Linked DNA regions of Mus musculus: all the other regions are linked to region 3. The links are chromatin loops, found by intact Hi-C in ENCODE. Cell type or tissue: left cerebral cortex. All regions are shown on one strand.

Region 1 (8,000 bases), 120 kb before region 3:
GCATCCCAGAGGTAGTATTGACAGGAACAGCAGCTAGAAGCCGATGAGGTGGTGTGAGGTGCAGGAGTCTTGAAAACAATTCCATTTCTCATCCTTGTAACAGGAACTGAGTATGTCCTTTTTCTGTCCTTTCTGAAGATCAGAAATGGCAGAGGTACTGGGGTTCTCTGGTTTCTGGCCTTGTTTATTGTTATATTTCTTCTCTTTTGTCCATAGCTATCTGGAAGCTTTTTGTGAGGGTGTAATTGAAACTGAGGCGCATACACAACCAGTTCACCCCATACACTTCAACCCAGCAAAGCCTTGTTAACCTTTAGATGGGACCCTGTTGACAAGCCATTGCCTAGGACCCACTCTTGCTATATAAGAACTCTGCCTGTGAGTCTATAATAAATTCTCTTAAGGTCTCCCGTGAGTCTATAATCAATTCCTTTCTAAAAGCTCATCCTCTCCATTGTCCATGAAATTCATTATTCAAATTCTTAAGACTAAGGACCTGGAAGTCTCTGCCCCTCCCTGCCTTTAGGTATTGCCTACTATAGGCAAAGAAAGGTTCTATAACTTTCCATACCCCTTGTCAACCAATGGAGTTAGAGAAGAGTTTTGACACCAAATCAAATGGAATTGTGTTTATTGCCTGAGTGGTTTGAACAAGAATGGCCCCCATCAGCTCAGATATTTGTAAGTTTGGTCATCAGGGAGTGGCACTGTTTGCAAGGATTAGGGAGTAAGGTCTTTGTTAGAGTAGGTGTGGCCTTGTTGGAGGAAATGTGTCCTTGGGGTCAAGCTTTGAGGTTGCAAAGCCAGTCCCAGAGGCTCTTGTTCTTCCTGCTGCCTTCTGATCTGGATGTGGAACTCTTAGCTACCCTGTCTACCTGCATGCCACCATGCTCCTTGCCATAATGATAAGGGACTAAACCTCTGCAACTGTAAGCAAGCCCCAATTAAATGATTTCTTTTATAAGAGTTGCCTTGGTTATGGTGTCTCTACACTGCCATAGAACCCTGCCTAAGACATTGCCAAACAGCCCACAATTTAAGGGAAGATTGTATTTGTGCCTTAATGTGCTAGTAAGGTGCTCTCTTAGTTACTTCTCTATTGCTGTGCTAAGACTCCATGGCCAAGGAAGCTTATAGAAGAGTTTATTGGGGGCTTATGGCTTCAGAGAGTGAGTCCATGACTGTCACATGGTGGTAAGCATGGTAGCAGTCAGGCAGGCATAATACTGGAGCAGTAGCTGAGAACTTATGAGTTGAGACAGCATTTAGCTGCCATGACAAATGCTTGAGAAAAATAACTAAGGGAGGATATATTTGTTTTAGTTCACAGTTTTAGATGTTTCTATCCATGGGAGTTTAGCTTGATGCTTCTGGGTCTGTGGTGAGACAGATTATCAAGATGGAGAAGGTGCAATGGAACAGATGTGCCTAACACATGGAACGGGGAGGGGTATCTATATCTATAACTATTAATACCCATCTATCTGATTATGTATACATACATATGTATGTATAAATGATATAATTATATACATATATATGTATGTACATAAATATGTGATGGTTTTTATATACTTGACCCAAGGAGTGGCAATATTAGGAGGTGTGGTCTTGTTGGAGTAGGTGTGTCACTATGGGTGTGGGCTTAAGACCCTCATTCTAGCTGCCTGGATGAAAATGTAGAACTCTCAGCTCCTCCTGAACCATGCTTGTCTGGATGCTTCCATGCTCCCGCCCTGATGATAATAGACTGAAACTCTGAACCTGTAAGCCAGCCCCAATTAAATGTTGTCCTTTATAAGACTTGCCTTGGTCATGGTGTCAGCTCACAGCAGTAAAACCCTAAGACAATATGTGTGTGTGTGTGTGTGTGTGTGTGTGTGTGTGTGTGTGTGTGTGTGTATGTATACAGATAAACTCTGAGCATCCCCAATAATGGCTAACAGCAAACTTAGGGCCTGGAAGATGCAGCTATAAATACAAAACATTGGCCTTTGCCCTTAAGCAGTTCCTAATTTCAGGGAACAGTGGCTCAGAGCAGTCATGTGCTCTTAACATTGTGCAAAGGAACATCTTCACAACTGCCAACCATTCTGAGGTTTACAGGAGCTTTTGATCAGTGTCTGGGCACAGGACCGAGTCCTTAGTGAGCCACCTTCATCTTGGGGTGATGTCTTAGGCACTTCTTTATTGCTGTGATAAAATACCACGAAGAAGGCAACCTTTAAAAGAAGATGTTTAATTTGGTTTATAGTTTCAGAGGGTTAGAGACATGTTGGTGGAGCAAAGAAACAGCTGAGAGTAGCTAATATCTTAATCTACAACCAGAATGCAGAAAGAGAGAGAGAGAGAGAGAGAGAGAGAGAGAGAGAGAGAGAGAGAGAGAGAGAGAATCACATGCATTTTTTGAACCCCCAAAGCCTGCTCACAGTGACAAGCCTCTGTTGGGAGCCGCCCCCACATTCGCCGTCACAAGATGGCGCTGACATCCTGTGTTCTAAGTGGTAAACAAATAATCTGCGCATGTGCCAAGAGTAATTTTCCACTACATGTACTCTGCCTTTACTCGGCCATGGGCTGCAGCCAATCAGGGAGTGATGCGTCCTAGGCAAAGAATAATTCTCCTTAAAAGGGGACGGGGTTTCCGCCATTCTCTCTCTTACTTGCGCTCTCTTGCTTGCGCTTTTGCGCTCTGGCGCTGGCGCTCTGGCTCCTAAAGATGTAAGCGGGGGGCTTTCGTTTTTGGGCTTGGGGGCTTGCGCTCCTGCTCCTGAAGATGTAAGCAATAAAGTTTTGCCGCAGAAGATTCTGGTTTGTTGTGTTCTTCCTGGCCGGTCGTGAGAACGCGTTTAAGAAGCCTCCTTCAACAAGGCTATATATCCTAATCCTTCCCAAACAGTTCCATCAACTGGGGACCAAGTATTCAAATCTATGAGCCTACAGGGGCCAGTCTCACTCAAACCAGCACAGATGGTGTCTTGGATGTGTCAGATTTACTATGCTATAGTCTTACTATTATATCAAACACTAACCCCAATGTGCTGAAGGTATTTTGAAGATGTTATTAAAGTTCATAATTAAGTGACTCTAAGGAAATTAGTTTAGGTTTTCTGGAAAGGGCAAATCCAATCGGATGGAAAGCTTGATGGTAAGGGAGAACCTTCCCTTAGAGAAGCAGCACACATTTCTGTGACCTGCATCCTTAGCTTGGGCCTCAGCACTCTGGTGTGTCCTTAATGATAGTCTGTACTAATGGGTTTCAGACTTACTTATCCAGACTTCACAATTCCAGGTCAATTTCTTGTCACAAGTCTCAGTATATGTCTCTTACTTGCTCAGCTTTTCTGAATGAATCCTTTTTAAAAAAAATTCACTTAGGTATAGATTTTATGTGTATAGACTTTATGTGTTTTGGCTGCATGTATATATACCTGCACCACATGTGTGCCTCGTGCCCAGGAAGGTGAGAAAAGGGCATGGGTCACTTGGAACTGGAGGTACAGATGGCTATAGCTGCAATGTGGGTGTTGGGAACTGAACCCAGGACATCTGCAAGAGCAACAAATGATCTTAAGCACTGATCTCTCTGTCCAGCTCTCTGACTGAATCGTGAGTAATAGAGATTTTGGTAGCAGAAGTGGGGTGAATGTATTTGCATTTTGCTTGTCGTGTGGGCAAGAGCAGAACATATGGTCATAGGCTAATCAGTGTTCCTGAGACAAAGATGTCCATATTCTGCTTCCTGAGACCTGTGAATATATTCCTTCCCACGGCAAAGGAGAATTAAGGCTGTCCATCAATTAAGTCTACTGACCAGTTGATCTTAACATAGGGCTTCTGGTGGAACTACTCATCAGAAGGGCTCTTAAAAGCAGAAGGAAGAGGCAAAGAAAGCCAGCCAGAGAGACAGCCATGTGGGGAAAACATAGCCCAGTGCTGCTGGCTTCAAGGACACAGGAACCAAGAGCAGTAGAGCCTCTGGCAGTTGGAAAACACCATGGCTATAGGTTCTACCTTTGACTATTAGAGGGAACACAGTTAGGCCGACAGATAGATTTTAATCTAATAAAACTCAGTTTGAACTTCTGATCCCTGGAACTGTAAGATAATAAAATTGTGTCGTCGGGAGCCACTAAATTCACAATTGCTTGCTGCAGTAACACAGAAAAGGACAAGCCCTAATCCCTCAGCTCCCAGTGAGCCATCAAGCCTGGGCAACACCCGGGGACAGAGAACCTGCTTCCTCTCTGCTTCCTTATAGGTCAGCGGGCTGGCCTTGCCCCTGGGCCTCCTTGAGCCTCCCTCCCAAGGTGCTGAGAGCAGCCCTCCAGCCTTTGCCCCTGCCCCGCCCCTGCAGCCTAGATAGATCTGGAAAGATCCAGAGTTTGCATCCTGTTTAAGAGATCGGCCCGTTCTTACTCTGCACAGCAGATGTACTGCCTATTTATAGGCCCCCGATGCCCAACAGACATTTAAGAGAAATTATACAATACTGCCTTTTATACCCTTTTTACAAAAGTGCTTCATTCTCTCTCAAGTTCATGAGTCCACAGGGATGGAGGCGCTGTAGAAGCTCACATGATCATTCTGTCAATTGGTTATCTGAAGGAAGTTTTCCCTTTGCACCGCTCACTTCCTCTTTCAGAAAGATGTCTAAGGTACATGTTTACAGTACCTTCTGTAAGAAATCTTTGCTCACACCCAGGGACAAAACCAAACCAAACCAAACCCCCTAATACCTGTCTCAAAAGAGATGAGACAATGGGAAAAGACAATGACATCTTCTTTTCCTCCCTGCCTCCTGTCCTTCTGTCCTTCTGCAGATCGGTACAGCTGCAACAGCTGCAGGAGCTGGTACTTGTATTAGTTTCCCAGGGCTGCTATAATGAAGTAGCACAAGCCAGATGGCCTAAAATAACAGAAACTGATTTGGAGCTCTGGAGATCAGAGGGCCAACATCAAGGCGTTGGCAGGATCCCGCCTCCTCTGGGACTCTGTAAAATAGTCCATCTTTGCCTCTTCCAAGGTTCTGGTGGTGATGAGCAGTTATTTCAGCCTCTGTCTCTGTTGTCCCATGGCTGTCTCCCTGTCTGTACCTCCTTCTACTCTCTCCTCCTACGCATGTGCCCATGTAAATAGCTTTCTTATTCCAAGTCCACCAGTCCATCAGGGCCTTTACTCTCCTATGACCGGATCTTAACATCACACATGCCACCGTGTAGTAACTCCATAATGCTGGTGAAAGGAATTAAGAGACTAGGCTAAGAGACATGGACAGATTCTGAAGGAAGGAGATAGCAGGTCCAGAATTGGTGGCTAATGGGGTGAGGAGGCAGGAGAGTAAAAAAAGTCAAACATGGTCAGGTCTCCAACCTAGGCAACTAGACAGAAGCCCAAGGGTTCTTCCCATTTGTCTCCCTTTATACCTACTCCTTTTCTATCTCTCCTTGTATCCTAAGTTCAGTGCTGAGCCCGTGTCATGCCTAACCACATTTAACATTCGTTTCTTCCCGAGTGAGGGATCTAAGCATAGTGGGTCTCACAATCAAAGGAATTTCGATTCAATAGCAAATACAATCATCCTGGTTTGCACACTATGAAGCCGCACTTCATCATGATTTGTTTCACTTTGTGTCTCACTTGGTCCTCACTACATTAGCCATCTCCTTTAAGTTCCCAGCGACACTGTAGGATGCTTGTATGATCCCTTCTCCGCAGATAAGCAACCATCCCGGGCAGAGTTAAGAATAGTGACAGTTATGACCTGTTGAGTTTCCAGTCAGGCTCTGCACAATGTGTTTTATGGTTAAACCACATTGCCACCAGATAGGATACATGGCTGCCCACATAGGGAGGGAAGGGAAGGCCCCTGAAGACTCCACCTTGGAGCACTTGACCTCACATCACTCAGAGAACAGAGACCATTCTCCTTTGCTCATCCAGAGCCCACATCCAGCTCTTCCCATTTGGTTATTGTATAGCACGCAGTCCTTGCTTGTTTGACCTCTGTTCCAGCATCATCAAACTATCTGTGTTCCCTCAGAAACACTGGGATAGAGCTAGGCCTGGAAAGAGGTGAGTGTAGTTCCCAAAGCGTGAGACCAAAGGAGGCACCTCAGCATCCTGTAGTTTCAATTTAACCTCTGAGATTGTCATCTTCCTTCACTCTATCCCTTGACTGTTGTGTGGCTTCTTCACATTGTCTTCTTCACATTTTTACTATCAGGAGTGTGGCTCATGTTAATCCTTCATGGTGAGTTAGGATTTGTCTCCTCAAGGAAGCTTCCCCTGGCCACCTCCCAGGCTAGGACAGTGTCATTCCTCTTTGGAACTCCAGTCATGCTGGTTCTGTGGCTTTGTTATTACCCTTCCACAAAGGATGCCAGTTACTTGTTCCTTTGTCAGCTTCCCGAACTTGGTTGTGATCCTCTTAAGAGCTATATTATTTATCCATCTCTTCTTCACTTAGCACAGTAGTTGGCATACAGTAGGTGATTGTGAACTACTAGCTAAATAACTGTCATGGGCTGAATTTTATCCTTGCCAAGTTCATGCTGAAGTCTTAGAGCGGCACCTTCCCAAAAAAGAGAATCATTAGAATACGTATACGTGCATAAGAATAAACATTTAAAGACACAGATATGAGACAGCTATTTATAAGCCAAGTCAAGAGGCCTTTGAAGAAATTAACCCCAATGGCATATTGATCTTGGGACTTGAAGCTTCTAGAACTGTAAGATGATAAATTTCTGTTGCTTAAACCTTCCAGTCTATGACATTTTGTTATGGTAATTCTAGCGAACAAATATGCCAGCCAAAGAACAGGTCCCTAACGCCATGTACAGGCCTCATGTTGCTTTAATATTTTCTCTATTCTTATATCTTTTCTTCTCAATCAATCAACTCCAGAGGAGAGAAGATCTCATTTGTCTCTTTCCCATGCAGAACTCAGCCTCTGGCTGTTCACACAGTCATTGCTTTATAAATGCTTCCACTGTTTGTGTTGTTGGGAAGGAGGGACAGTCCTTGTCTGTTCCTGGGGCTAGTATTCATCTTCATTATAGGGAAAACAAGGCTCCTCACTGTGGAAGGTGGTACCCGCTAATCTCTGGGAGCCCTGACCTGGAGCTTTCAGCTAGTCCACAGCTAGGGGACCAGAAGGGCCTTGGCTATGTATTCCCAATGTGCCTGTCATGGGTGAGACTGCATCCAGGTAATGATGAGTGCATTGAGAGCCTGTCCATGGGATGAGCATTTCTGGACAATGGGGATGCAATGTTGAAGGAGATGAACCAGATGGCTTCAGGCTGCCTCCTGAAGCTCACACCCTCATGTTGTCGCTTGGGAACTTGACCATCGTGATACCCTAATTTTAAACACAACTCATACTGTCACCCAGCTTCCTGCTTTGCCAAGCATGATGACACTCATTAGCCCACTGGGTCCTCTCCAAAACCTTTGTGCAGTAAGAATTATCATGACTACTTTTCGTAAATTCTAACAATTGATCTTTCCCCGTCCTTTAAACGTCTTTGACATCAGGATTCCAGTTATGGTGGAGGATACAGCATAGATTAGTTGGTAGTTCCTGTTTTCTTTTTCCGTAAAAGAAAAAGGTGGGTGGTGAATCTTGAAGTGTCAATGACATCTTTTAATACAGTATGGGATGATCCCCGCCTTTCAGAAGATGAAGTGCAGTTCAGGGAGCCTCAATGGCCTTACACAGGTCACATGACTATATTATCTCCTAGACAGCCTAGGGGTCCTAGACCAATTAGGGCTACATGAGGAGCCATTGCACACGCTTGACCAGAACCTCTGCTCATTGCTCTTTGGAGGTTGGATCTTGCAGGAAAAGGAAGCTCTGTCTTCTCCCAGGGTGGACTTCAAAGGCAGCCTAGACCCTTCCTATGCTCCACCACAACAGGGGAGCTGCAGGAGGGCAGTTGTCATCTTTGATAACCACCCAGGATGCATTTTCTCTCTTCAGCATCCATGAG
Region 2 (8,000 bases), 70 kb before region 3:
CTAGTTTCAGTCCCCAGCACTGGGAAAAAAAAAAAAAAAAAAGGAAAAAGAAAGGAGGAAGCAGGAAGACTCTGGTTAAGTTTGGCACAGTGATGCACACCTGTGATCTCAGCCATCCAATGAGTCAAAGGTTCCTGAAGGATGATGGTATGGTCTGAGTGGCCTGCACTCCTGTGCCCTCAGCTACCCTTCCCAGCTCCAGGTGACTACTGGTCCACTCTCTACCAGTTTCCATGTTAATCTAAATGGATCTTTGTACCTGGCTTCTTTCACTTAGCATGGTTTTGAGGTTCACCCATGCTGTATGTAGTATGAATTAATATTTGTTCTTTATTATTATCTATTATCATGTTATCTAGCCACTGACGGGGCACACTATCAGTGCTGAGACCACATTCTTTCTGTGTGTGCTAGAAGTACCAGAAAACTCTGAAGCGTCTCATGCGATAACAAAGATATGTTGTCTAGAAAAACGTGACCGTTAAGGGAGAAGGAAGATGTCATGACTCAATGCAAGAGCATAGTACGATCGAGAGGCAGTTTCTTTCCACTTCTTGACCATCATGCAAAACACTGGTATGAATATTCATGTGCAGACCTTTGTGTGGACACACATTTTATTCTTTTATGGGTAAATACCTAGGAATGGAATATACTCATATTTTCTGTGTTTACATTTACTGTGTACTCTCTATTTAACATTTTAAAACAAAGCATGGAGCTGTATTTCGTTGAAGTGGAAAGTAGCTGCACTGTTTTGACTTCCTGACCGGAAATATGTATGAACTCTTCCTTTTTTGCGTGTCATCCTTGCACAGGGGCCATGCTAATCTTCTCTGTATCGTTCCAATTTTAGTCTATGTGCTGCCGAAGCGAGCACGAGCTCTTCCTTTTTTGCACATCCTCAAAAGCATCTCTTATTCCGTGTCATCCCCACCCCCCCACCTTTGTTGGGGCTGGAACACAAGATGAGGCCTCCCTCATGGTAGACAAGTGCTCAGCCACTGAGCTGTGCCCAGCCCAGCCCACTTGGATGGGAAGAAACAGGAGAGTGAATAGATTGTAGGTGGGAATCAGATTTACGTAGCCACTTTGGAAAATAACTTGGCACTGTGCTAAAATGTTAAGTGTGGAACACATAATATATGCAAATAGAGAGGGTATGATATACAACCCAGCAATTCTATCCCCACAGCTACTCTGGGTTCTGTGAGGTTCCATATAAACCAGAGGCCTTGTCAATTGCCCACAGAGAACGATTTTAGATTCACCCATGTTGTTTGTTACCTGACCCATTCCTGGTTTCCAGGAAACACGAGGCAGTCCTTTTTAGTCTAAGTCTTCAAGAAGGACCTAGAGTATCCCCAGTAGTAGGCTTGTTGCCAGGGAAGGTGGAGATTCATCTGAGAGATGAGGAAGAACAGCTCAGGTAAATGTGGCTGAGGCTCAGACGTTATCCGAAGTCCTTCTTTTCCAACCCAACCTATGCATCTCTTCACTTTGTTTCAAGCTCTGTGCTCTGAGTGGCAGTCACAGTACTTGGGGCTGGATTCATCTACTCCTCTGCTCGTCATATATGCCAGCCGTTTCCTCTACGCCTTTTAGTGTCTTGCATTCTGGGAAGTGACAGGGCAGGGTCAACTCATTTTGTGGAGAAGCTGCTATGGTCAGAAGGCCAAACTTAACCCGAAAAGTTCTTTTAGCCCATGGGTCTCTTTGTAACAGGTCAAGGACTTTTGAACAAAGTAGGTCTATTTTTTTCTTTGGGGATACCAGACTGGGGTCTGGATGCTTCTGTTTCCAAATAGCCAGGCATGGTCTCACACAGCACAGTTCCCTGTGGGCTGTACTTTGGGGCAACTGAAAGTCTCAGATAAGGCAAGGCTGCGCCTCCAGATCTTGCCTGCAGCTATATTTTAATCAATGGAGTGAGATCTCTCTGTGTTCACTTCATAGGCACACTTGGGAAACACCAGGGGGATTGGGAGTCTCCTGGTACTCATATATCTTCTGCTGAGTTCTTTTCTTCCTGCTCCACTTGCAGGAAATTGAGCTTAAAGAACAGGAGGTGGCTTTGCCCATTCTGCAAACCTAATTATTAATTTCCAGGCCCCATGGGTATACCATATACTCAAAGGGGCTTCCATTGCAAATCCATATTTGGTTGTCTTCAAGTGGGGGCACTTGGTAGGCTCACTGAGAGGTTGAGAAAGTAGCCTGTGTCCTGTAATGCTTGTCCTTTCTCTAACAACCTGTGGCACATGGCAACCTTGGTGAATCCATTGTATGTATGAGTCACAAGGGGGAAAGCTATACTTTAGTTGGTGGCATTGCTCAAAATAAAGACGAGCATCCTCTTGGCTCAAGATGGCCTCAGTACTCACTTGTGACCTTCTTAACCCAGTTCACCACACACAGTTCCACTGCTGGCCCACTTCCTTTCTGTATCTTCAGCAAGCACCAGACTCAAGCATCTTAAATGTCGTAAGCCTGCAGCTGGAGAGCTTTAGAATCTGCTGGTGTTTGAGTCTTACTGCTAGAGATCCTGGATATGCAGGGAAAACAGAGTCAAGGCTAGCCTGAGTCTGGGCTTGTGGCACGGCCTCGGAGGCTGAGGCAGGACGATCCTAAGTTCAGGGCGTCCCTGAGCTACCGGGAGTGTTCAAGGCCAGGCTTATAAACTCAAAGACATTATCTCCAAATAAAAACAGAGAAGACTAAGGCTGTAAGAGAATGGTAGAGAGATAGATTGCCTAGTGTCAGGAAAGCCAAAGTAGACAACATGAAAACACAAACCAGCAGCCACCACTAAGACCGCAACACCCACCTGGGAACTGTAAGAAGCACCAGGCCAGTGACATTTTGATGAGAGGTAAAGTCAACCTGGATGTATTGTACTTCATCCAATCTAAGACGTCACTGGCTGAAAATGCACACTTTTAAAATATACGCCGAGATGGGAATAATGATGTCTGCCAAACTGCAGCCCTCTACCTATTGTCACCTGTGTCCTGTTGCATTTTTCAGAGATAAAATGTGAAGAAAGTACATCTCTGACTCCATGGGACAAGATTTTCACTCAACGAATCGGCCTTTAAAGTAGTCCCTTGGAAGGGGTGATTTCGTACAGATTCCTTTAAAGTGGCTTTCTTTCTAACCTGTGGAATGTTTCTTTCACCTTCGAAACCCATTTTCTATTTATACAAGAAAATCATAGCATACTGGAGCTGGAGGAGACATTAGCGACCATCCAGACAGCCCCCCAGATCGATTTAATTACACTTACACCTTGTTTCAGACTAAAAATGGTGTTTCCCGGCCTTAATCGCTCACGCTGTTCACCACTCTTGGCTCTGGATAGCTTTGGGCTGCTTCCAGCCGTCAAATCCACCCTCCCTGGTTGAAGATCTGCCACCAACAAGGCTATTTAAAGTCGTAGCAGGTGCTTCCAGCAGCTTCCCGAATGGGAGCTGAGTAATGGGGTGGGTATGGCAACCATGTGGAATAAGTCCTTAGCCTCAGTTTGAATAGATGGTGTGTCATGATTAGTCATCTGGCCAAGCCTTGCTCCTGAGAGCGAACTGCTGGGAATGGGATTCGGGGGCACCTTACAGACAGGCTCCACTCCTTACTAATAACACAAGGAGAAAAACTTGACACAAAATGTAATCTAATTTACACAATACAGCATACAGTCCTGTCAGAGGGAACCCGCCAGGGGTCCTTGTCATGTTTTACAGAGAGAAGTTAAATCCTAGAGAGAGAAGCTGGCTGTGTCAGGGTCACAATAAGTTGGAACTGGGCTCAGGGTAGTAGAGGTGCTCGCTTGTCTCCTTGGGCTGGGCTACCTCCCCTCTCTCTCTTTACCATGTTCTCTAACATCTATGCAGCTCAGGAGTTAAGGGGATGTTTGGGTAGAAATGGGTCAGCTCACCAAGGAAGGAGGTTGGCTTTCTGGACTTGGGAGTACGCTCAGTCTACATAGTCTTGTCTTTCTGCTTGGCCACATCTATGGCTCTAAGGGGGAAGCACAGAGCACGTTCAAGGGGGCAATAAAGCTCTTGTGCTGGGGGCTCTAGGCAGGGTGTTTTCCACCTAATATAACTGAAATGATAGACTTGGTGAGGAATGCTTCTGTAGGAGTGAAGTGGGGGTGGGATGGGGTTTTTATTTTGTTTTTGTGTTTTTTGTTAGAATATTAAACATTAGACTTTATCGTGGCATTCTCAAACCTAATCTACTTTGATCCTTGCACTCCGCACACCCATGCTTCTACCTCCCATGCATACACTCATTCCTCATGCACGTGTTTACTATTGCCCTGCTGCCTTCCTGGTGCCTCTTTCCCATGGTCCCCTTTCAGCCTAAACCCACATTCATACCCACATATACGCATATACATGTCCATATACAACACACATCAAATGCTAGGATACACATATAAGAGAGAGTATGGGTATTTGTCTTTCTGACACTTAGCCTAAAAAAAAAAAAAAAAAAAAAAAACTGGCTTAAAAAAAAATACTGGCCGGGCAGTGGTGGTGCATGCCTTTAATCCCAGCACTTGGGAGGCAGAGGCAGGCGGATCTCTGATTTCGAGGCCAGCCTGGTCTACAAAGTGAGTTCCAGGACAGCCAGAGCTATACAGAGAAACCTTGTCTCGAAAAACAAAACAAAACAAAACAAAAATACTGGCTTGTTGAGTCACTTCACTTTATACAATAGTTTCAAGATGCGTACTTTAAGAAGATTTATTTTTAACTAGTTGTATGCAGATGCGGGCCTATGACAGTTGCAATTGTGCATTACCTGGAGAGGCCAGAAGAGGGCATCATACTCTGCAGCTGAAGTTGCAGCTGGTTGTGAGCCTTCCTGAGGTACAGGTGCTCAGAACGGAGCTCCAGTATTCTATGAGAACAGTTCATGCTCTCAACTGCTGAGCCATCTCTCCATTCCCTAAACTTTCCATAACAGTAGGGAAAGGCAAACAAGAGAACAGATGATTGGTGGGGAGGCAACCAAACTTGACCCTGATGATCAACTGGGGCAACCCAACTTGACCCTGATCTCTCTTCTCTCCTGCCTCTGTTATACACTGATATGCCCATTTTCTCATGGAGCTCACTGCCCTTCCTCTACCTTCCGTCACTACCATTGCTAACATCCCTCCTTAATCCTGTAAAGACATTTGTGGTGCTGCCTTGCTAGCGACTTTTGGGGTAATGCTGTCTCAATATTGGAGGACCAGATCAGGAATAACATCACCACAGGACGATGGTTCTCAAAGTGTCACCTTCCAGCCATCATCTGGGGACTTGCTAAAAATGTACCTACTAAGTCTGAAATACTAAAGGTAGGACCTGAAGTCTGTTTCCACAAGCCCTCTAGGTTGTTGGATGGAAGCTTAGTGGCTACAAAACTCCAGAGCTAGGGTTTTTCAGGCCTAGATAAACTTTAGAGTCACCTAGCAAGCCTTAAAAAAAATACTAGTCATTTCCCCTGCAACCACTTAACCTAGGGATCTCCATGCTTGCGTGTAGAACTTTAAAAATCTTTCTAGGTGATTTTCATGCATCATGGAGGTTGAATAAGAGCAAGGCAGACAGCCTAACGTCTTAAAACAGTCTCAGAGAAGGAAGGTTACTTGTTGTCTTTGGGTTTTACTGCTGTGAACAGACACCATGACCAAGGGAACTCTTATAAGGACAACATTTAATTGGGGTTGGCTTGCAGGTTCAGAGATCCAGTCCATTATCATTAAGGTGGGAACAGAGCAGCATCCAGGCAGGCATGGTGCAAGAGGAACTGAGAGTTCTACATCTTCATCTGAAGGCGGCTAGGAGAAGACTGGCTCCCACGTGGTTAGGAGGAGGGTCTCATTGCCCAGCCCCACAGTGATACACTTCTTCCAACAAGGCCACACCTACTCCAATAGGGTCATACCTCCAAATAGCGCCACTCCTGGGCCAAGCATATTCAAACCACCACACTTGCAGAGGTCAGAAAGTTGGTACAAGCCTTCCTTAAGCTTCAGTTCCCTTTCTAGAGTTGCTAGTGTTTGGAGCACATGTGGGGCTCTGAAGCTCCTGGGTCACCCAGAGTCTTGTTCTAGCTCTCTGCCTTCATTGGACCCCAAGCCCAGGTGGAGCCTGGCCTAGCTATCAGCATAGGAGTCGTTCTTCCAGACTGTCTTCCGCTCTGCCTTCCTGCTTGTGGGAAGTACTCTGAAGAAGGAGATGAGACCTATGGGAGCTATTACTCCCCTCCCTGACTGTCCTGAATCTACTGGTAAAAGCCAGAGGGTCATAGTTGTAGAAAATTGGTGTCTTTACTCAGGCCAGCCTGGGACACCTTTGTCATTTCTTCCTGAGGTAGAGGACTGTTCTTCTAGGGATGTAGCTTGTACCTGCCTTCAGGGACGTTCGGGTCTCTCCCTGTGCCTCCACTCTTATATTTTTGGTCGTAAGCCTAGCTTTTAACAGCTGAGCCATCTCTCCAGCCCATGTGTCTCCACTCTTACACAGTGTCACAACCCAGCAGAATTTTAGTAAAGAGAGCAGAATAGGAAAATGACACAATTGTACCCAGAAGAAGCCTCAGTCGGTCACCTGGGGTCAGCCCCCCAAACCAAGGTGAGCCCTCTAAACTAAGATGAGCCCCCAGACCAAGGGGAGCCTCCTCAAATAAAATTAGTTTTACTCAGATGAAAATGAGAGCATTGTTGGGCACCCCTTCCCCCATGACAGATAATTAGGAGTCTTAATTAAATTGAACTTTGTCTAAAAGTAAAATTGGTTCCCTGGTGTTATGCAGGAAGTACGAACGGTGTCTTGTGGCGTGGAAAATGACAAGGAGAGGTCAACACGAAACTCAACGTTTGCATGGGTCACAGTGTCAAATGAGCCAGTTATATGTGGCCTATCAGGTCATTTCTGGGTCTAGACCAAACCCATGTGCACGTGTCTGCTGCAGGCCAGGGCACTGAGAGGAGAGGCAGAGTCTAGGTCCATCCACCTGCCCCTCAGTCATATTTGGTACTTGTGCCATGAAAGCAGCTGGCTTCCTGGCACCTGCTGCCTGGCAGATGGGCCCTGACCTTTGTAGCAACTAGCGGTGCGTTAGGTAAACAAGACCCCCTGCCCCTTTCACTTTCCTTCTCCTGCTGCCAGTGAGCTCTGTTTTTGACAGGCTTGGGCCCAGGAGACTGGTGAGTTGATAGTGGGGGCAGGAGAGCTGGCACCTGCTGAACTGGGGGTGGGAGGCAGATGGAGATTGAAAATATGGCCTTTCACCCCAGCCAGATTTGGTCTGTCCACAGGAACCAGAGAGTCCCTCCACAGCCAGCCAAGAAACTCTGAGGATGTTATGGGGTGGCTGAGGCTGGCAGGAGAGAAGCAAGCTGAGGTAGATCGGGTCTGCAGCCACATGCCTGATCTTGCCACTGTGAGAAATTGGAGCAGATGCTCTGTTGGGAGGATCCAGGGGCATGCAGCCGGGCCAGGTCTACTCCCCCGTTTAGCCTGATGGATGGCTCCTTTGCTGCTAATGTGGTTAGGGCCGGCAGTGGCCTGGAGAGTTACGTGTGCTGAGACTGGCCAATACAGGGTTTGCTGTAATCACATTTGCCTGTGCACAGAAGACAGGGTGCACAGTACCCACCCAGAAGCCCAGAGGACATTAGTTAAAGTCATTTAGAAATATATATATATATATATATATATATATATATATATATATATATATATATATATAAATTTGTGGTTATAGCTTTTTTTACCTTATTATTATGATTATTTTAAACAATCAGTTTACTGCCCAGGGCATACACAAAAAGGATAGATCTGAGGCTGCATTATGGAAGAATGCCCAGGCACCTTGGATTTAGAGGTGTGGTGATATGGGAGGTGGTGTGGGAGGCGACCCACTCTGCAGGTGGAGCAAATACTCCATGCTGTGCTGCCTGGTGGAGAATACTGAGCCCGCTTCATTTCACGGGCCTC
Region 3 (8,000 bases):
CCATCCAAATTATCACTTACATATAGCATCGTCTTCAGGAATGCCTTGATACTTTAATACTTTATATTTGCATGTAAATTTTACAGTTTTTCAGTTTCTACAAAATTATGAAAGACAATTATGTTGAGACTTTTAGGAGGCAAAGGCAGGTAGATCTTGTTGAGTTGGAGGCCATATTGGTTTACATAGCCAGGTCCAGGCCAGCCACAGCTACATAATGATGAGACCCTGTCTCAAAAAATAAATAAATAAAAAGGTGGGCATATTTTTTGGGGTGGGATTAAAACTTAAGTCAATTGGAGAAGAATTGAGAGCTCTTTAATGGTGCTTCTCCCAATCCAAAAATCCATCCCGCCACCTGCCACAGTCTTCTTTCACAGTGATAAGAGGATTTTTTTTTTTCCTAGAGGTCCTTGAACATCTTATGTTATATTTACTTTAGATGTTTTGAAAATGTCATTTAAAACCATTTTTGTTTGTTGGCTCTACACAGGCATACTATTCACATTTGTGCATTGAGCTCTGATTTCTGTGGCTTAGCTGAGTTAACTGTATCCTGTATCAGGAGTGCCTCGTCTGTACCATAGCAATAACACGCATGGGAACACTCCCTCTTCTCATTTACACATTTCTCTTCCTTCCCATCTAAAGCATACACAGTGTTGAATTTTATCAAATAATTTTTCTTTATCTCTTGAGGTGATCATGTAATTTCTCCCCCTTTTTCATTTATTCTGTTAATTGGCAAATTATAGTCAGTTATCTTGGTAGATTTTCAAATAGTACATTTTGCTTTCCTGGAGTCAGCCCAAGTTCATTGTGCTGCGCTATTTGTAAGTAACTTGTTTAGGATCTTTGCCTGAGAGAGATTGATTAGTAGGTTCTCTTATTGAACTATCTTCATCAGATTCCACAACCAAGATTTTATTGATTCCACAAATAATTTCTTCTATTCTTTGGACAACATATACAGGATTGCCTTTGCAGGATTGTGAGTGTGGTACCTGGGCTTGTACCCAGGGTCTTTCATATGCTGGACAGGTGCTATACCACTGAGCTACATCCAAGCCCTGTCTCTTAAATGTGTAAATGGGATTTGTTGGTGAATCCATATGTATCTGACTTATTCTTTGAGTGTTATATAAACTGGTTTGCTTTGAGTTCTAGGATTTTTCCCCCTAGAATATTTATAAAGAAAGGACATTGAATTATGTCAAATACCTTTTCGTATCTCTTGACATGATTTGTCTTTGTCTCTTTGTATCTCTTAGCATGGTGAGTTATATTATTTTTTGAATGTTAAACCAACCTTGCCTTCCTAGCCGTGGTGCATCATGTGTTTTTATATTGTTTTATCATACTTGCTCAAGATGTCAGCTATTTATAATTTTATTTTAATTCCTTCACTAACTTTTTTACTTGTTTGTTTGTTTGTTTGTTTTTCCGAGACAGGGTTTCTCTGTGTAGCCCTGGCTGTCCTGGAACTCACTCTGTAGACCATGCTTGGTCTCGAACTCAGAAATCTGCCTGCCTCTGCCTCCCAAGCACTGGGATTAGAGGTGTGTACCACCATGCCTGGCTATTCCTTAGCTAACTTATTGGTTGTAGCTGCATTGAACCATGTTAGTGATTTATTGAGAATTTATTTATATATACACCTTTAACTGATAGTAATCTGACTGTAAGATAGCAGGCAAAGAGGGGAGGTCAGAGGGAAGGAGGAGAGAGAGAGAGAGAGAGAGAGAGAGAGAGAGAGAGAGAGAGAGAGAGAAAGAGAGAGAGAGAGAGAAGAAAGGAGAGGGGAGAGAGAGAGGGAGAGACAGGAAAAGAGGAGGTGGGAGAGAGGTAGAGGGAGAGAAACAGAGAGAAGATGAAGAGGAAGGAAGAGAGAGGGAGAAGATGAGGAGAGAGGGAGAGGGGAGGGGACAGGGACAGATGATAGGAAGCATTGCATTCTTCACCTAAGGAAGGGTTAAAGCATTGCTCAGTCATGATGGGGCGTGGGGGTGGGGGATGGGGGTGGGGGGTGAGGGAGGTGGGTGAGTTCTGTGGAGAAGGTAGATACTAAGGCACCTGATAAATTCCTACTCATAGCAGATTAGGAGCTAAATAAATGTTGAATAAACATATGAACTGTGTAGCCCCACCTCAGAAAGACTCCACCACTTATTTATTTATTTATTTATTTATTTATTTATTTATTTATTTATTTATTCATTCATTCATTCATTCACTCACTCACTCACTCACTCAGTCACTCACTCACTCACTCACTCACTCACTTACTTACTTACTGTGTGTATGGGGGAGTTACCCCATTTAAAGGTCAGAGGACAACTTGTGGGAATCAGTTCTCACCGTCTACCACATGAGAACCAGGGATCAAACTCAGCCTGCTTGGGAGCGAGTGTTTTTTTCTTCTGGGAATCTCGCCGGCTCCATTCCACAATTTTGGAAGCGAGAACATCAGTTTGGTGTGGATTAAAACACATCGCAGGGACTCTATGTTCTCAGTGATCAGGAGAAAGGAACACGAATATCTTCCTTTCCCTACCTCATGTCACAACCAGCCTTACGTCCTTGTTAAATCCATCCAAGAAGCAGAACCGCTATACAGAATGTGGTGGGCACTCCTTCTTCATGCCCACTGAAGGTTTAGCAGGGTGGGCCCTCCTGAGCTCTCTGAGCCTGCCCTGTAGGGGGTGTGTCAGTTGGGAGGTTATCCAGGTTAGTCCTCCTTCCCCTTTCCTCCACCTCTAAGGCTGATGCTGCAGCCTTCCTCCCTGCCTGCTGTAACAGGCTCATCAGTGCCCTGCCTGGGGAGCTCAAGGAGAGCACCTCCCTCTCATCCCCAGGCAGCGCCAAGAGGACCGCTCCCACCAGCAGCATCCTGTAAATGGCGCTACTAAATATTTCATTCAGGCTTAACAACTCAATCTGCCTGCCATTATCCTGAGGGCCCCCGCAGCCCCCCAACCCCTTTCTGATTAACAAAGTAGCTGGCCGGGAAGATCTGCCGAAGCCATCATCGGACGGACGCTGTGTTAGCTGGTGCTCAGGGCGGGCTGGGCTGAGGCTCAGCATTAAGCAGGAAGCATCGATTGCAGCATTAGCTGGCTTTTTACATTCCCAGGCAGACAATGCAAGTACCTTCAATTATCTTCAAAGCAACTGAAGGGAAGGAAATTGGTCTTAGATGTGGTAAATAGACTCCACAAAGTCCGCTGAAGCATGCAGAGATGTGCGCACTGGGGACAGAGAGGCCTAGCCAACAAGCCCCTGCCATAGCTGCTCAGAATACAGACAACTATGGCAGGGGTCCCGTGCCTGTGAGAACATAAAAGGGTGTCCCGGCCAGGCTGTCAAATGCCAAGGCAGCTGTGGGAGAGATGTGACCCTAGGAGAGCAACGAACCCTCTCAAGGCTCATTTTCTATATTAGTGACTATTTGGGCTAATGGCAGCTACTTTACATGGAGCTGATCTTGATTTCAGGTTTCTGTCTTCTTCAGGTTGCCCACCTTCCCCTGCGCCCCCTCCCCTCGCATCCCCAGTTCTTAGCATGCGGTTAGTTGTGGGGGTTCAAGTCTACACTTCCCACTCTGCTAGCTGCCATTGACATTGACAGTGTTTGTTTTAGGGAAGGGGCGTGGCACCGCTAAGAGGCTGGTGAAAGCTTTGTCCATCTGCCCATGGAAGAGCTCACAACGGCACAAAAGAGTGGGATAGAGGTTTGAGCCTAGCCTGGACTACACCAGTGAAACCCTGTCTCAAAACCAAAATAATCCCAAGAGTCAAAACAAAAATAAGTGCCTAAAACACACAAAGACACAATTTCCCTGTGATTTCAAGATTTCAAAGAATGTAATGAGAATGAAGCTGGAATCCCTATACCAGTGTTTGCACCCATAGACGACGTGTGACTCACAATCGGAATATGTCTGCGGACTGCTTGAATAACTTCAAAGAGGCATTCCAGCTCTGTCTGTTTAGAATTCAATTCTATTCAAAAAGCATCCGGGGGAGTGCTTACTGTGGAGAAGGCTCTGGACTGGATCCTGTGGAGAATACAAGGATGCGAGTCCCACCCACAGGGCAGGGAATGAGACACAGAAACACAGGGCAGGGACTCTAGAGGTTACAGTTGAGGTTCATCCATTTGAAGGGTCCCCTTGCTGACCTTCCAAGAAACAACTCCCGGGGGTAAGAGGTTTGTGTCTTCCCGTTCAGGCTGACCCTGGAGATTTTAGTGGGCAAACATTTGGGACTGACTGAGAGAAAAGGAGAGTGCGTGGTAGTATGTGCTGTATAGGTTCTCACCCTTGATGCTGGGTAGAGCGCGAGGGCCCAGCAGCTAACACCTGCTCAGTGCTGTCCAGTACCCCTGCTGGGTTAATCTATTCAGCAGGGGCATCATTATGCATGGACAATTTACATAATTTCACCAAGCCTCTGATTGCAGGGCGCTCAAGTGCCTATTTTGGAAGCTGGCAAGAGAGTATGTCTTTGTCTTTTCAGGCCATGGAGAGGGTGCGATGTGGGAGGCCAGACCTGCTTGTGTAAAGCTGGCCCTGCTCCTAGAACTGGCTCTCTGGGGCAGAGTCTACGAAAGTGAGCGGAAGTTTCCTCTCGGGGGCTTGTTTCAGGAGAAGTAGCCCATTCCCACCCCAGCCTGTTTCCGTTTCCTTGCTTGTAACGACTTCCTTTTAAAAGGATAAAACCCCTCGTGGACGTTTTAAGGAGTTAAGTAACTATCAGCAATGGCTCCTGTTGGGGCTGTTTGGATTTGAAAAGAAAATACTGAGATGTAAAGATATCAATATTTAATTGTCTCTCGAAGCCTGCATTTACAGCAGGGAGTAGCAAGTCTTTTCTGAGTGCATGGGCACGTGTGCGTGTGCACCCCAGCATGTGAACATGTGTGCGTGGTGGTAGTGGCTGCCACGGTGGGGGTTGTTTAACAGAGGAGAAAATTTCAGGAGCCTTATGCATAGTCACTGTCATTTCTTATTTAACTCTGCTCCCCATCTCAAAAAGTAAGGGCTGACAGGGCATGAATTCTTTTTGATTAACTCAACCAATAAGTGCAGGACACTTGGGTGGCCCTTCTTTGCCCATAAGACAGAATGAACCTTATAAAAATAGAAGAAGTTTGTGGAGCTGCCTGATGCCATAGCTCCCACTCAGATGCTGGGCTGTGAGAAAGGCTGGCCTAGGCAGGGCTCATCTTCCCCCGCTCCAACCTTGCATGGTTCCTGGAACATGACAGATGCTCAATAAATCCGTGTTGAGTGGTTGTTGGACTCTTTAAGCATTCCCTCTAGCTTTGTGGTCATTTTCTGCCCACACGGCTTCTCCCAAATGCTTGGCAGTTTCCCAGAAAAAGACACATACATCCCAGAGAAAGAAAAGAGACTCAGAGTAGTTAATGGGGCCCTGAGAGTATAGAAAGCTGGACTAGGAAAAGGGAGAGCCTAAAGCCCTGTGATCTCTTTCACGTGGTACCATTAGAGAGTTTTGTATGAGACCCTGGAAGGAGCTTTTGGTCTTCTGGAGAGGAGAACTGTGAATATTCACCAAAGGAACGTTTCAGGGGAGGAAGGAAAATGAGGTTCTCCACCGTGGTGGGCAAGGACAAAAATGGTCCCTACCTCCTTGTAATATATGTTACGAGGAGCTCCTGCCTCTGCCAACAAAATGTCTTAGGCTAGGTAATCTGTACATGGTGGCTATTTCTTTTTCATAGTTTTGCATGTTGGGAAGTCCAAGGACAAGGTGACAGACAGCAGGCTGAGTGTTGGTATGGGTCTTTCAAGATGGCATTTTTGGGAGATTCTCTAGAGGGGCCAAATGCTTCAAGAGGCAGATGAGGTGGGAGGGGCAGAAGGGGCAACCCCTTCCTAAAGCCCCTTCTGAAGGGTCCTAACTCCATCAGTATGAACTTTGTCCCTTTTAAACCACCTCTTACATGCCCTGATCCTTAATACTATTATGTGGGGAATTAAGTGTAAATACATGAATTGTGCCCATACTTAATTTCATATTACAGACACCCCCATCTTATAAAGATGCTGGATAAACCTTTGTCAGGGGTCTTCAGGATTTTCCTGAGGTATCAGGAAAGAATAAAATGGCATGCAAAGTAGAAACAGAAAGCTCTTAAATGTGTCAATGATGCCTTCACAATGTTGAGGCCATACTCAGCTTATTTCCTTTGGAGGATCTTCACAGATTCCAGGGAGAAGTCAGGCAGGTTAGAAGAAGGGGCATGCTACCTCCATGTCTGTGGGTGTGTTTCCAAATGTATGATAAAAGAAGAAGAAGAAGAAGAAGAAGAAGAAGAAGAAGAAGAAGAAGAAGAGGAAGAAGAAGAAGAAGAAGAAGAAGAAGAAGAAGAAGAAGAAGAAGAAGAAGAAGAAGAAGAAGAAGAAGAAGAAGAAGAAGAAGAAGAAGCAGCAGCAACATGGGAGCCCCTTTTCTTACTTTCTAAGAAGGAATCTTCTAGAGTGCTTTTTGAATGTGAGCAATAGCTCCTCCCTCCCTGGCTGTGCAGACAGCAGTGACATTAGAACAACTTTCCATGTAATTCTTTACATAGATTTCCAAGGGATTTTTTTTAATAATATCATTTGTTCAATTCAATTCTAATGAATATGGATTAATTTTCTGCATTATAGCTATTGATCTTTGGCCATTGATCTGGAGAAGGGAGTATCTCTGTTCATAAATCCCTCCATTTGGACTGAGGGTTCCCCTGGGAGCAGAGATGGGGAGTCATAGGCAGAAAGAGATAGAAAAGCTAGAGCGTTGGATGAACTAGAGAAATGATTTGAGGGAGATGGAGAGGTGAGAAACATATTGGTCACTCCCCATCTGATTAATCCTTTGACTCTTCCAATCCAAGCCCCAAGGTCATTGTCTTCTCCTCCTCTCCCTCCTCCTCTTCTTCTTCTTCCCCCTCCTCTTCCTCAACTTCTTTCTCTTCTTCTTTTCCCCACTTTTCCAATTCCTTTATCTCACAAAACTTTTTCAGATTATCTTCTTATATAGTGCTAAAACCTCACATTCCCCAGACCTCTATTGCTTTATCTCTTAGGCCACTGACCTTTTCCACTGTGTACAAATCTTCAGTGTACTGTGTACTGCAAAACCCATGAAACTCAGAGAGCCCACTTCTTCTCTTTAGTACTTTTGACCCAACATCTAGTCCAGGCAGACTCACTTGTATGGTGAATGAGGTTTAAGATTGTAGTGGGTAAAGAATGGTCTTTTTTCTGTACCGTTAACCCACACTGAGTTCTTCCCATAGTTTGCGTTTCAACAGTCTACACTGGAGTAGACTGAGGACAAGCTTATCCCAGGAGACACTCTCTTCCTTCCTATCAGACTCTCTGTATCAATTTGCCAATCATGTTGCTCTCAAATAGGAGAAGGTAGCATTCTGTTAGCAGAAGTTTTGAGCAGTCTTTTCTTCTTTTCTTTTCTTAGACTTTCTACTCCAGCAGGCATTAAATGGATGGTGTCCAGTTATTAATGTGAGCACCCTGGGCCCAAATCTTGTTTCTCTTCTCATGGACTTCCTTCTTTTACAACAATTTCTTCAGGCCGCCTGTCCCAGAAGTTTCTACAGCCTATCTTCTACTTCTTTAGCTATCTATTTCCCTTTTCTGAGAACTGAGACATATAATGGCAGTGATGGTAGTAGAGGCATAGATGTGGATAGTGTTCTGTTCTGAGTGTCAAAAAGAGGCAACCTTGCTATTACAGTGGCACCGGTAGGATAGAGAGAGAGGAAAGGCCTTAGAGTTTGGGGACAACTTTTCTTTGCAAGAATCTTAGGATGGAGTAATGGATTGATGGATTAGAGAACATTCTAGTATAGCCTCTGAAGTAGTGCTGTTTCCACAGACTCTTGAGTTTAAAATCCTTCCAATTATCATCTGGACAGCACAAAGTCCTATTCTTGGCGCTTCATTCAAAGCCTGTCTTCCACCATGTCTC

The links. A loop is a pair of places that touch in the nucleus more often than their neighbours do. Peaks named below come from ENCODE experiments on the same cell type or tissue, not always from the same donor. Only the 100,000 strongest peaks of a DNase experiment are listed, where the experiment ranks them.
Region 1: a loop joins it to region 3, with 2.5 times the contacts of the local background. A loop is called at or near these places in 2 of 42 quality-filtered maps.
Region 2: it touches region 3 in a loop (8-fold over the local background); 2 of 42 quality-filtered maps call a loop at or near these places.

Annotation. Positions count from the first base shown.
Region 1 is chr9:46,582,721-46,590,720 of GRCm38, forward strand. No RefSeq gene overlaps it. Among named protein-coding and RNA genes, the nearest start is that of Gm31557, 21 kb to the right of the region's middle. In left cerebral cortex, no CTCF peak of the experiment used is centred here; DNase peaks (open chromatin) are centred at 3,819 and 4,467; H3K27ac peaks cover 416 bases.
Region 2 is chr9:46,629,340-46,637,339 of GRCm38, forward strand. All of the region lies in intron 3 of Gm31557 (a long non-coding RNA gene), which reads left to right. Gm22805 (a small nuclear RNA gene) reads right to left here and starts at 880; the gene lies at 774-880. In left cerebral cortex, a CTCF peak has its summit at 4,812 (motif pointing right); DNase peaks (open chromatin) are centred at 1,059 and 3,438; H3K27ac peaks cover 1,244 bases.
Region 3 is chr9:46,699,431-46,707,430 of GRCm38, forward strand. No RefSeq gene overlaps it. Among named protein-coding and RNA genes, the nearest start is that of Gm22805, 73 kb to the left of the region's middle. In left cerebral cortex, no CTCF peak of the experiment used is centred here; DNase peaks (open chromatin) are centred at 3,302, 4,001, 4,501, 4,943 and 1 more place; H3K27ac peaks cover 3,109 bases.